3 separate regions of the Mus musculus genome follow, and regions 2 and 3 are each linked to region 1. A link is a contact called in ENCODE Hi-C or POLR2A ChIA-PET data. All regions are on one chromosome and are shown on one strand. Each heading gives the region's core, a stretch centred on a gene start or an enhancer-like site at or near the end of the contact. The rest is flanking DNA. Distances are from core to core; before and after follow the strand shown.

Region 1 (4,061 bases), core at 106-2,605:
TGTGTGCAATGCCATTTTTGTGGAGGGCAGAGTAGAGTCTTGGGTGTTGGTTCTAGCCTTCTACCTTGTAGTCTGATCACTGCTACACACTCCCAGCTAGTTCATCTGAGAGGTTTTGGAAATGCTTGTCTCTGAATTCTGTAGGAGCTTGGATTACAGGATAATTACAAACACAGTATGACAACTGACTTGTGCCACAAGAACTTTACCCACCTAGGCATCCCAGTCAGTTTGCTTGCCACTGTGGTACAATCACTTCCCTAACATCCCTAAAGGTCCTCCTTACATAGTCACAATCACACATGGTGGCACGCAGAAGGCACAGTACTCTGCATCATCCAGCCATAACTGAACATTCACTCAGGGGCCAGTCACTCTTTAGCAAAGATAGTCCACACCCGCATACACACAGTATTACACACTGTCACAAAGTCCTCCTCCTTCTTTCTCCCTTCTCTCCAAGAACACAAGGATACTCACGCACTGCCGACGCAGAGCCACGGACACAGAACACTGCACACAGTACTACACAAGGTCACTTAACCCAGAGATACACAGTCACAGCTACAACTATATCCACACAACCCCAGGAATAAAGGTTATCGAGCACACAACACACTACAGGACCACGGGATACCACTTCCACAACCACAAGATCCCGGAACACATAACATCACATATGTTTGCACAGCAACAATCAGATATACACCTTGGAGACAGGTGATTACAACAGCACACTACTTGTAAGCACTGACAACCGGTCACCACCACAATCAAAACCACAATTAGAATCCCGCAGCCCAGTCCTGCTTCAGCGTGCACAACCCCGTTCAGGACACGCCTGTTCCCCACCCCCGTTCAGTACTCCCCAGACCATTTACCTTGGGTCTCAGTAGAAGGCGCGCGCATCCTGCTTCAGCCAAAGGTAAAGGTTTCATCAAAGTTGAGCTACAATGTCAGCTCGCTATGGACTCTGGGAAACGTAGTCCATAGCCACATCAGCCCCGGACAAAGATGGTGTCCTTTCACCTTGGGGTCTGGGCTCAGTGTATTATTGAGACGCCGCCCGTGAAGTACCAAAGAGGAAGTCCCCACTCCAAACATCTTACCAGGCGTGAGCTTATTTGGGTCCAAGTGACAACAATCTACTCTAAGAAACCCCAAATCACAAGAGGCGGCCAGGTTTGTGCGTGGGAGACGGATAAGCAACCCGCAGTGCCTTGTGGGAAGTGTAGTCCAAAGTCGTAAAAGCAGTATTGCTGATAATAGACAACAGCCTGGCTAGGCTTCAGTGAACAAGCCCTGAGATGTCGCGGAGACTTCTGGGAGTGCTCACTCACTCCCTGAGTGCGCAGACGCAGGGGCAGCGAGTGGACATTTTGGTCTTTGTCCGCGGGTCAGCACGGCCGTCGTGTCCACGTGGCGCCAAAGTAGGAGGTGGGATCTGGGCGTCCTGGGTCGGTGGGTTCGGGAGGTTGGAGGGCAGTGTTTCCGATCTTTGGAGGTGTAGCGCGGGGTTCAGGGAGTGGGCTGAAGAGCATTGGATCTTGGTGAAGGCGGAGGTGGGGGCCTCTGAGGAAAGCTTGAGCGTTTGAGACCGAATTTGACTGCAAAGTTTGACCCACTATTTGGAATGATTGAGTGGGTGTGGAGCTGGGTGTAGGATTGTGGGTGGCTATGCTTCACGAGGCAATGAGGAGACCCATGTTGAAGTATCACGTCTGCGCGGTAGTTCCCGAGTCGAAAGTGCTGATAATTATAACGGGGCCATCTTCCCGAAGAGCATCCGTTTTATTTGATTACTTGAAAGGTGGGATGAAGCTAAGGGTTAAATACTTTTAAAACTGTATTTATTGATGGTGAGTTTTATACGCAAATGCATTTCGTGATATGTGCAGAAAGCCTTAGTAAACATGTTTAGATTTTAAAAGACGATCTGTGTACTAAAACGCGGTTGTTTATGAATGGAGGTAGAATACAGATTACTCTGTCATGCTTAATTAAGGAAACATTTGGTTTGGAATTGTTTGTCCCGGGGGTGCCAGCCATAGACTTCATTTCTGATTTTTGAGGTACTTTAATAGAGCTGTTAGGCAAATTCGAGTTTCGGTTTGAAGAGCGTCATTTCACTAAAAACCCAGGATTAAGGGGTCTAATTTAGATTTAGGTTAGGCACAGTTCCTCATTTAAAGCATATATATATATATATATATATATATACATTTATTTGTGTGGGCATGCTTGCCACAGTCGGTTCTGTCCTCCATCATGTGGGTTTAGGGTCGGAATCCAGGTTGTCAGCCTTGGAAGCAAAGCGCCTTTGCACACCCCCCCCCCCAAGCTCTCTCACTGGTCCATGTTTTTAGTTTTTTGAAAAAAACTTAGTGATTACTGTGCTATATCGTAGATGTCATAACTCCTTCACGAGTACAGTTCTGTGAATTGTGTAGCACATGTGAAAAACTACTTCTCCCTGCTGTGGCAGTCATTAAAGACATCCGCAGCTTTGGCTTTTCTCCTAATGGTAAAAGTTAAGCAGTACCTGATTAAGATTTGCAAGTGGGTAGCTTTCAAATTTATGAATAGCTGCCACTAGTTGATACATTGTAAAAACAAAAAACAAAAAAACGAAACAAAAGTAGTTTTTTAAATATCACTGAAGCTGGACACATACACACCTTTAATTCCCAACACTTGGGAGGCAGAGGCAGTTGGATCTCAGAGTTTCAGGACCCCTTAACTACACAGAGAAACCCTGTCTTGAAGAACAAAAACAAAATGACAAGAAATCCCCCAAAGAAAAGCAGCTAGAATGTGAGGGTTTGCTTGTTGCAATTTTTTGGAGGTAATGTGTATTGACTCTTGACTGGGCTATATCCCTAGCCCACAGTTCTGGAAATTGATGCTACAAATGTATCTACTATGTTTGAGTGAAACAATACAGACACAAGTTTGCTCGTGACAGCAAAGTTTAGCCTAGAAAAGTATTAGAAACATTTCATGCTCATCCATTAAAGGATGGTTCGGTTGACCTATGATAATAAGCTTATCCAGTGGTCGTGCAGAAGAATGAGGAGGGAGCTTTATATAGACACTGAAAGGTCTCAGACATAGTAGGACAAGGTTCAGAATATAGACTTGTCAGGAATAAGGTAGCTGTCTTTGAATTTCTTTCTATTGGGGAAAAAGCTTCAGGATAGATAGATGTGTGTGTATACACACACACACACACACAGAATGATTGTTACTGTGGGATAGGGGGTACTAGAATGGATAGGCCAAAGGCAAGTAACCCCATTTACTTTATAACTTACACATATGAGTGTAGTATATGTTCTAAAGTCAGCTTCTTAAATCATTTATTTATGTTTGTGCCTGTGTAAGTTTGGGCACCAGCAGAGTCTTGAAACCTCAAAACCCTCCCCTAGTGACACGCCTCCTCAGACAAGACCTTACCTCCTAATTCTTCCCATAGAGTCCTGCCAACAGGGGACCAGTTATTGAAATACATGAGCCCATGAGCTATTCTCTTTCCACCAACTACAGGAATGTAAAGTTCCATTACACTTAGCTACTGAATGTGAATTCAGCCAACTTACCATATTTTCACTTGCACTAATTTACCATTTTTTTCTGAGATCAGCTGACTGTCATCCTGGTTACCCTGTATAGCTTAGCTTTGCAGACAGATTGGCCTTGAACTTGTTGCAGTCCTTCCACCTCTGCCTCCGGGGTGCTTAGATTACAGGGTTGTGCCGCCATGCTCGGCAGTGTATAGTGTTCGCCTGTTCCCTGTGCTGTTTTCCTAAAAGGAAGTCTAACATGGTCACTTTGTCAGCTGATGCAGGTCTAGAGGCAGAGCTCCACAGTCAACTGCAGCAGCCTGAGCAGTTCCTTATTGTTTTAGGAACCATGACTCAGGTGACTCCAACTTAGAAAATATTCTGCGATTTTTGAGATTGTATTTTAATTACATTTCTCCCTTCCCTTTCCTCGATTTATCTGAACATGTGTGCTCTCTCGAGTGACACATCATGCATAAGGCACTCAGGACAACTTGA
Region 2 (4,387 bases), core at 93-2,592, 48 kb after region 1:
CTACTCTTCCTGCAGGCTCCCATGCAACACCTTTCATCTCAAAACTTCCTATTTACCATCCTGATCCCAGGTTATTGGCCTCACCACGGGGAATTATGAAAATCTTACCTATTCCATTCCAACATTAGTATCTTTATATTTGCTAAGTTACTACTTCAAATTTTTCTCAAGCAGGCTTGCTGGTACTAATCTGATAATCAAATAGTACATAACTTCCAGGCTTGGTGGTGCACACACCACACGGAATCCCAGCAGTTGGGAGGTTAAAGTAGGGGGAATCACTGCCAAGTTTTAGGCCACCCTGTGCTACGAGAGAGTTCAGAGGCAACTTGGTATAGATAATGAACCTGTCTAAAAAAAAAATTACACATACGTGATCGCACAGCATACCTCAACCATTTAAATATTAACGGTACTACAAGCCAGGTGGTGGAGGCACATGCCTTTAAATCACAGCGGGGGGGCGGGGGGCGGGGGGGCGAGGGGGCGGGGGGGGGCGGGGGGAGAGGGCAGAGGGCAGGGGGCAGGGGGCAGAGGGCAGAGGGCAGAGACAGGTGAATCTCTGAGTTTGAGACCAGCCTGGTCTGCAAAGCGATTTCCAGGACAGCCTGTCTCGGGGGAAAAAAATCCCCCCCCAAAAAAATACACACACAAAATTATGAGAAATTACAGAAGAACACACACGTGTGCTTAGTGATAACCTTTCAAACATCCTTCAGAAAAATCAACCTACTGCTTCACATGTCATTCACGAGGACAGAACATGATAGAATTCCAGGCAAAATCACTCACAATCACGTTCACAAATCACTTTCAATTCTCCAATCTCCTACAGGAGTCATACCCAATCTAAAAATAGACGCAGGCCGCTATAACCCTAAGCAAAATCCCGCCATCCAGCTTTCACATCCAAGAAGATCGCGATCACTTTATGGCTCTCCCTCCCGCCCCCAAATAATCAGGATGAGCTGAGGGAGCCAAACCACAACATGCTCCCCACATCCTCACACGCAACGCTCGTGATGCCCAGGGACCTGTTCCCAGCGACAGAGTGTCCTCGAGTTTAACACGAAAACTACCCCTTCGGGTCACCGGCAGTCATCCTCGGTGTCACGCCCACGGGCCACACCCGAGGCCCTGTGCAGCCGTTGAGTGTCCCGGTCCCGCTTCCTTAACCTTCTTCCTCCCCAAAATTACCAGGCCTGGCTCGGCCTCTCGGTTTCCTCCCCGGTCTTCCCATCTGGATTCGATCTCTCGGTCGCCCTCCAGATCCGGAGCATCCACTGCGGTCCTCAGCCTCTCCCAACGTCTCGAACCGCCCCGCCTCCGCTCAGCCGTCTACGCCTGCGCACTCACGCCGGGGGCTCGCTCTCCCAGGAGCCTCCGGGGCGGCCCGTTAGTTGCCGCGCGCGCCTCTCCCTCGCCCCGCGCTTGCACCAGCGTCCCCTTGGCTGGGGCGGGTGGGAGTCAGCTGCCTGCTACGGTCTGTGGCCGCGCGCGGGAGTGCATGGCTGCGTCAGTGTGGGGTGTGCCCACAGGGGAGCTCTGAGACTGATTCTGATTAGGTTTGGGTGATTGAACGCGGACCGAGCGGTTTGCGATCCCATACTGTGACCAATTGATCTTGTGACAGCACTGTGCTTTGATCCTATTGGGACCGACGCAGCCCCCACCCCCTTTGACTTCTGAGTTTGGTAGAATTTCATTTTGACCACCCTAGGCTGAGAATTATGTCTTGTAACTGTCGAAAAGCGCGAGGGGTGGCCTCTGTTGCATTCTTGTTCAGTCTGTACGCAATGTCTTTCCCAAGGGTAATTCAGAGAACGCATAAGGTTTCTCTTCCTCCGACAGGGAGGTGAGGGTAAAGGGATGGCAATGAAAAGTTCCATGATTTCTTGGAATGTGTGCTGAGGTTTCTGTCACTGCCTCTGTCGCCTCACCGGTGACATTGCCAGACTACACAGCGTGGAGTGACTTGGCTATTAAGGAGAAAGTTGGTATTTGAAACCTAGAACGACGATTCAGGTTTAAAAACCACACAGCCTTGTATGGAGATCTCACAATGGGAGTCGTCGTCGTCGTCCCCCCCCCCCCCAGATTGAAGTGCAAGCGAAGATAGGATATTGAAGTTCTAAGGATAGGATTCCAAAGATTGTTTTAGAAGTTATGTGTCATTAATAATTTTCCAAGGATTTATATCCAATATGATGCATTAATCAGTTATTCCATAGACGAAGCCACACCGATTGATTCTATTTTGGACCAAATACTGTTCCATCTGAAAGTGCTACTTAATCTCAATTGTATGATTTTCTTGTGAAGGAAAACCCTACTATCAAAAAGGTTATTGTATTGATGAAATGCGATTTTTAAAATGTACTAGACTTTGTAGCTGATTCGCTCTGTTCTTAGTGCAGGACTCTGTCAATTTTTCAACCCATTTCCTCACGTTGTTCAAAATAGATTTCTTTCCCAATACTTTAGGAAAAAAAAAATTGCTAAGGCTGGCCAGTGGTGGCACATGCCTTTAATCCCAACACTTGGGAGGCAGAGGCAGGTGGATTTCTGAGTTCGAGGCCAGCCTGGTCTACAGAGTGAGTTCCAGGACAGCCAAGGCTACACAGAGAAACCCTGTCTCAAAAAACCAAAAACAAACAAAACAAAACAAAAACAAAAAGTGCTTTAAATATATACAGGTTTTACTATGGTCACCCGTCCCCCCACCCCCACCCCCGATTTAGTAGTTTCACTGAGAAAAATATTTAATAACACAAGTTGTCCTAAATATTTAAACTTTTAACCCTATAAATATTGTTTGGCACCAAACTGCTATGCCCAAACATGAGGACCAGAGTTCAATCCTAGACCCACAGAGAAAGTTGTATATGACATGGTGCCTATAACCCCAGTGCTGGAAGGGCAGACAAGAATATCCCTGTGTTTCACTAACCAGCCAGCCTAGCTGAGTCTCCAAGATGCGGTGACAGACCCTGTCTCAAAACCCCAGGATGAACAGCTCCAGAAATGTGGCACCCAAGATTGCTTTCCAGCCTGCAGTCTAAGTCTCTCTCTCTCTCTCTCTCTCTCTCTCTCTCTCTCCCCCTCCCTCCCTCCCTCCCTCCCTCCCTCTCTCTCCTCTCCTCTCCTCTCCTCTCCTCTCCTTTTCTCTTTTGTTTTGAGATGGATCAGTCTCACTATTGTAGCTCTAGCTGGCCTGGTACTCACTTGTAGACCAGACTGGCCTCGAGCTCACAGAGACATGCTTGCCTCTGCCTCCCAAGCAGAAGGAGTAAAGGTATATATCACCAAATCTGGTACATTTTTTTAAAAAACATTTTTTGTAGATAGAGTCTTCCTGGGTAGTCCTGGCTGACTGGAGAGCTGCCTAACTCTGCCTCTGGAGTTCTGGGATTGAAGGAAAGTGCAACTGTGCCTGTCAGGAATATTCATTATTAATGATTTGGAATACATTTGCCATTTTCGGGGGGAGGGGGGGTGTATGTGCCCGGAGTTCCCGTAAATTATTTAAATGGTACTTCTCTTTGTTGTAACAGGAATTCAACCAAGCAGCTAGTTTTATTATACTTTAGTGTATGTAGGGAGAAAAAGGAACTGCCAATGATATTCAAATGAGTCATTTTGGTATCTACAACTTTGGAAATTATATATCAATTTATCCAAGATCACTAAGGAGCTCAGGAAGACATGTGAAACAGTACTCAAAAATAGATTTTCAAATTTTGTTACACAGATTGAATGACTTCCTCAAAATAATACTAATCTAAAACCAAGTTTCTTTTTTTTTTAAATTTATTTATTATTATACATAAGTACACTGTAGCTAACTTCAGATGCACCAGAAGAGGGTGTCAGATCCACCATGTGGTTGCTGGAATTTGAACCCAGGACCTTTGGAGGAGCAGTCAGTGCTCTTACCCACTGAGCCATCTCACCAGCCCGAAAACCACATTTCTTAGGAGGTATCATTTGTGGATAGCACTGGGAGAGATGGCTTAGTGATGAGGATACTAGCTGTTCTTCCAGAAAACATAGGTTAAATTCCCAGCGCCCACATGGCAGCTCATCTGGAGCCCTTTTCTGTCCTCTAAGTCCTCTGTACAAATATGGTACACAGACCTATATGCAGGCAAAGCATACATGCACATAAGGTAACTATATTTTAATAATCTTTTTTTTTTTTTTTTTTTTTTTTTTGGTTTTTCAACCCAGGGTTTCTCTGTGTAGCCCTGGCTTTCCTGGAACTCACTTTGTAGACCAGGCTGGCCTCGAACTCAGAAATCCACCTGCCTCTGCCTCCCAAGTGCTGGGATTAAAGGTGTGCATCACCACACCCGGCAATAATCTATTTTTTATTTTATGTGTATTG
Region 3 (4,379 bases), core at 572-3,071, 62 kb before region 1:
ATATATTTCCAGGTTCCAGATTGAGAGCAGGCAAGTAGCTAAGAGTCCCTCCCTCTCTCACAAGACGCTTCCTGTTGAGGGATGGAGGAGACACATGGCCTGGCTCCTGTTGCCTTAAGCAGAAGTAGCAGATGGCTAGTGGACCACAAACATAAGTGTCTGCCTAGCTAGGAATAAAGATAGGGAGTGGCAAGGCCAGAAGCCTACGCTCCAAGGCCGCCATCGCCCTCTCTGCTCATCTTAACAGGAATACGGCCATTCCGCTGCGGAGCCTGTGGGAAAGCTTTCACCCAGCGCTGTTCCCTGGAAGCTCACCTTGCCAAGGTGCACGGGCAGCCAGCCAGCTACGCTTACCGGGAGCGCAGGGAGAAGCTGCACGTGTGTGAAGACTGTGGCTTCACCAGCTCTCGGCCGGATGCTTATGCGCAGCACCGCACCCTACACCGCACGACCTGATAAGACTGGCTGCTCCCTACCCACGAGAGAAATAAACACGGGAAACACTAGTGTAGAAACTGGCATTTATTACAGGTGGAAGAAGGAACGATCACTCAGTCCAGCGGTGGCCGCAGTGTGGGGCAGTGCAAACATAGTACAGGCGCATGGCGTCCTAGCAATAAGAACGTTCAGTCAGGGTCTGGACCCAGAGGATAGTGTGAGGACCAAAAGAAACGATCAAAGAAACTTTCCCAATCTTGATTTGAGTAAACAGGATCAACCCAAAACTGGCGTGTCCCCCCCACCCCTACCCCCCCAAGCACCCAGCCGCCACTCACCTCAGCTCGGGCACTGTGTGACTGAAAGAACACTGCCTCCTTGTGGCCACACCTGAGGGAATGGTTCAGTTACTAAACCGCGAAAGACCTCTCTGTGCACAGCCACTCCTCTTTCCCTATGCCAGCTGCGTACTCACTTCTGGCACGGGTGGTCCTCCGTCCGGGGCAACGTGGGGTCCTGGGACACGTCTGCGATGATCTGGGTCAGCTCGCTGCAGGCATAGGGAAGTAATTAGCGGTCAGGCCGGGTGTCCTAAGAGGTGACCCGTGCCCCAAGCGAGGTCCCGCCACTCACTCCACTTCGTGCGTGATTTTGTTGACGTAGATGCAGCTGTTGTCGGCTTCCTGCTGGTAATCGCAATTCCGGCACTGCAGACGGGAGAGCATGTGGGAGGAGTGTCACAAACAGATCAGATCTCCAACAAGACTGGACAGGAAGGCAGGGTGTTCCCAAGGAGGGCATGGACAACATGGGAGAGAGGGTGTGCTGAGGGGTAGTCAAGAGGCGAAAGCGTGGGGGAGCCAGCAGGGAGCGCGCAGGGAAGGCGTGAACCCGCGGGCGAGAGGGTTGCCGGTACTCACCGCGTACAGCAGAATGCGATTTTCCTTGTCCTCCTTGGGGTACAGCATGTTATTACTGTGGGGAGGGGAGGTCAGAGGTCAGCCCTGGAGCCAGTCCTCACTGCCTTCCCACACCTACTGCCCGGGCCTCACCATTCCTGGCAGAACCGAATACCCACGAAGCCAGGCTCGTACGTCCCGTCGGGTTCCATAGCGACTGGGCTGCTGAGCCTTCTGCGCTTGCGCGGGCGCGCTACGGAACGCGGGAAGGGTCGCACACCGAAGCTGCACCAAACTAGGGCGATGCTGCGCGCATGCGCGGGTTCCTTATTTTTTTATTTTTTTTATTTTTTTTTTTATGGATGTCTGGCTGACGGCTTGCGTCGATCCTTTGATACCCTCTGCTACTCACTCCCGATTTCGGAACCTGCTTCCCAACTCCGAGTGGAATGGATCTAGGACAAGGGCTGGGACTATGATGCGCGATGTCATCCGCAAGGCGCTGAGCGTGAACGAGAGAATCCGCTGCTCTCTTCTTGGCCCAAGGCCAGTGCACATGCGCCGAACTTACACTCGGCGGACCGGGACAACTCCAGCCATTCTTCCCGGCTTCGGCCTCCTCCCGCCCTCCTCTCCTGCTTCCCGTGCACGGAAGGCCTCTCGGGATTGGTTGGACGTACCCGAGAATCCGCCTGTCCGTGGAGAAAGAACAGCAGCGATTGGCTGGCCATGTTAGGTGGAGAACTTGCATTGGTCAGCTCCAGAACAAGGGGCGGGACCTATATCCCAGAAGCAGCGGCGGCCACTGCGGAGCCGGTGTGAGACGGCTGAACCGCACCGCGGGCCACTCCGGGGCGCAGCGAGATGGAGGTGACGGGGATATCGGCGCCCACCGTGATGGTTTTCATCAGCAGCTCCCTCAACAGCTTCCGTTCGGAGAAGCGATACAGTCGTAGCCTCACCATCGCAGAGTTCAAGGTGTGGCCGTGGGGGCGGGGTCCGGAGGGGCGGGGCAAAGAAAAGGGAGTAGGGGGCTGAAAACTAGTGGGCGAACCTGGAGGGAAGGTTGCAGAGACTGACAGCCAGCCTCCCAGGCCTGGGAGCCCCGGAGAACAGAGTCCACCGAGTAGGGGCAGGACCCGGGAAAAATCAGACACTCCAGAGAGCCGAGGGGGCGGGTCCAGAAGGAACTGGTCCAAGGTGGGTCTTTTTGGAACTTGTTTGTTGATCAAAGTCTGAAGATGAGGCCTCTGACAGCCTTTCTCCTCATCTTGCCTCTTTACTGCAGTGTAAACTGGAGCTGGTGGTGGGCAGCCCTGCTTCCTGCATGGAACTGGAGCTATATGGAGCAGACGACAAGTTCTACAGCAAGTTGGATCAGGAGGATGCACTGCTGGGCTCCTATCCTGTGGATGACGGCTGTCGCATCCATGTGAGGACACCCTTTCCCGGGACCCGCCCCACATTCATTCACTAATTTATTTCTTCAACAAATACCATGTTTTGCCCAGTGTGATAACCAGTATAGGCTCTAGCCACATGGAAGCCCCAGTTCAGCCTGGTCAGAAGCAGACATTCAGTAGACAGTGACAAACCAGAGTTGTCTGAACTGGCTTAGGGGGAGGGAGCTCACGGGAAATTCATCAGAGGTACCAGGCTTTACCTGGGGATATCTGAAGAGGCTTCCTTGAGGAATGGGTATTTGAGCTGATATCTAGAGAATGTTCCATGGAGAGGACAAAAGTATAACACTGTAAAGAACTGAGGTGAGCCATCAAGTTCTGGCCCGATTGAGAGCAGCAAGAACACAGAAGGCCTCTGTGTGTATCAGCTCACATCATTCTGCCCTCAGCCTCTCCCCACCTTCCCTACTCATTCCCTCCCTGCTAAACTCTGTCCATTCCTTTTTCCAAATCTTTACTGAAGGTGTCATCCACCACCGTGGCCTATGGTGGGCCCAACACACCTGTAATCTCAGCATTCAGGAGGAGTTAGGAGGCAAGCCTAAGAGAAGCAGTGGGACTCTGTTAAAAATGAAAAACTAAAAAGGTGGCACACGCCTTTAATCCCAGCACTTGGGAGGCAGAGGCAGGCGGATTTCTGAGTTCGAGGACAGCCTGGTCTACAAAGTGAGTTCCAGGACAGCCAGGGCTATACAGAGAAATCCTGTCTCGAAAAACAACAACAACAACAACAAAAAAAAAAAAAAAAAAAAAAGTCAGAGGCTGGTCATGGAGGCTGTCAACTTGAGTTTAGTCCCTGGACCCACGCAAAGGGAAGAGAGAACAATTCCACGGTGTCCTCAGACCGACACACAGACACTCAAAATAATGAAAGAGAGACCGTTTAGCAAATACAAGGCCTAAGTTTGATTGTGAGAACAGGAAAAAAATTACAAGTGTCAATAATTAATTTTTCTTTTTTTTTGTTTCATTTATATTTATTATGTGCCATGGTGCAAACACATGGGTATGACCGCATGCTTGGAGGTCAACAATTGTTTTTCTCCTCCCACTGTGGTCCTCTGGCTCACTCAGAGAACCAGGTTTAGTACAGGAGCCACCATCTCTGTCTCCCTGAACCATCTCACTACAGCTGTCCTTCTATCCTTCCTCTTTTTGTTCTTTTAAGATTTATCTGTTTGGCTGAATGTGTATGGGGTTTTGGCCTGTGGGCGTGTATATGCATGGAGTCTGGAATGGACACTAGAACTGGAATTACAAGTGGTGTGAGCTGCCCTGTGGTGCTAAGAACCAAACATGGGTCCTCCGCAAGAGCAGATGGTATTCTTAACTGCTGAGCCATCTCTCCAACACCTCTTTTGTATTTTGAGATAATTTCATATAGCCCTGATTGGTCTGAGTGGTCTCAAAACACTCTGTGTAGCCATGGGTAACTCTATTCCCAAGCTTGTCTCTACCTCCTAAGTGGGATTATAGCTCTGTATACAATTTTGACCTGTCTTTCTCTTTCTTTTTCTTTTTCTTTTTCTTTTTTTTTTTTTTTTTTTTTTTAGAGTCAAGGTTTCTTTGGCTGTCCCGA

What was found. Hi-C counts contacts between places; a loop is a spot of excess contacts on that map. ChIA-PET counts read pairs that join two places held with the same protein, here RNA polymerase II (POLR2A).
Region 2: a loop to region 1 is called in a map of heart, with 4 times the contacts of the local background. The contact joins the promoter of Zfp382 here to the promoter of Zfp146 in region 1. A Hi-C loop is called at or near these places in 5 of 37 maps with a recorded cell type or tissue (gastrocnemius, heart and left cerebral cortex). POLR2A ChIA-PET finds 5 or more read pairs at or near these places in 2 of 5 experiments (Patski and embryonic stem cell).
Region 3: POLR2A ChIA-PET joins it to region 1 with 16 read pairs in Patski. The contact joins the promoter of Polr2i here to the promoter of Zfp146 in region 1. POLR2A ChIA-PET finds 5 or more read pairs at or near these places in 2 of 5 experiments (Patski and embryonic stem cell).

Annotation. Positions count from the first base shown.
Region 1 is chr7:30,167,035-30,171,095 of GRCm38, reverse strand. It overlaps Zfp146 (zinc finger protein 146), which reads left to right and starts at 1,355. Exons shown (of 2, transcript NM_011980.4): 1 at 1,355-1,437. Gm5113 (predicted gene 5113) reads right to left here and starts at 1,221. Exons shown (of 3, transcript NR_157376.1): 1 at 882-1,221.
Region 2 is chr7:30,118,887-30,123,273 of GRCm38, reverse strand. Zfp382 (zinc finger protein 382) reads right to left here and starts at 1,342. Exons shown (of 5, transcript NM_001081007.2): 1 at 1,198-1,342. The coding sequence starts at 1,240.
Region 3 is chr7:30,229,516-30,233,894 of GRCm38, reverse strand. It overlaps Polr2i (polymerase (RNA) II (DNA directed) polypeptide I), which reads right to left and starts at 1,821. Exons shown (of 6, transcript NM_027259.1): 1 at 1,491-1,821; 2 at 1,359-1,413; 3 at 1,072-1,145; 4 at 914-988; 5 at 777-828; 6 at 508-610. The coding sequence starts at 1,549. The coding sequence ends at 548. Tbcb (tubulin folding cofactor B) reads left to right here and starts at 1,698. Exons shown (of 6, transcript NM_025548.4): 1 at 1,698-2,315; 2 at 2,626-2,769. The coding sequence starts at 2,202. Ovol3 (ovo like zinc finger 3) reads left to right here. Exons shown (of 4, transcript NM_001289817.1): 4 at 248-598. The coding sequence ends at 456.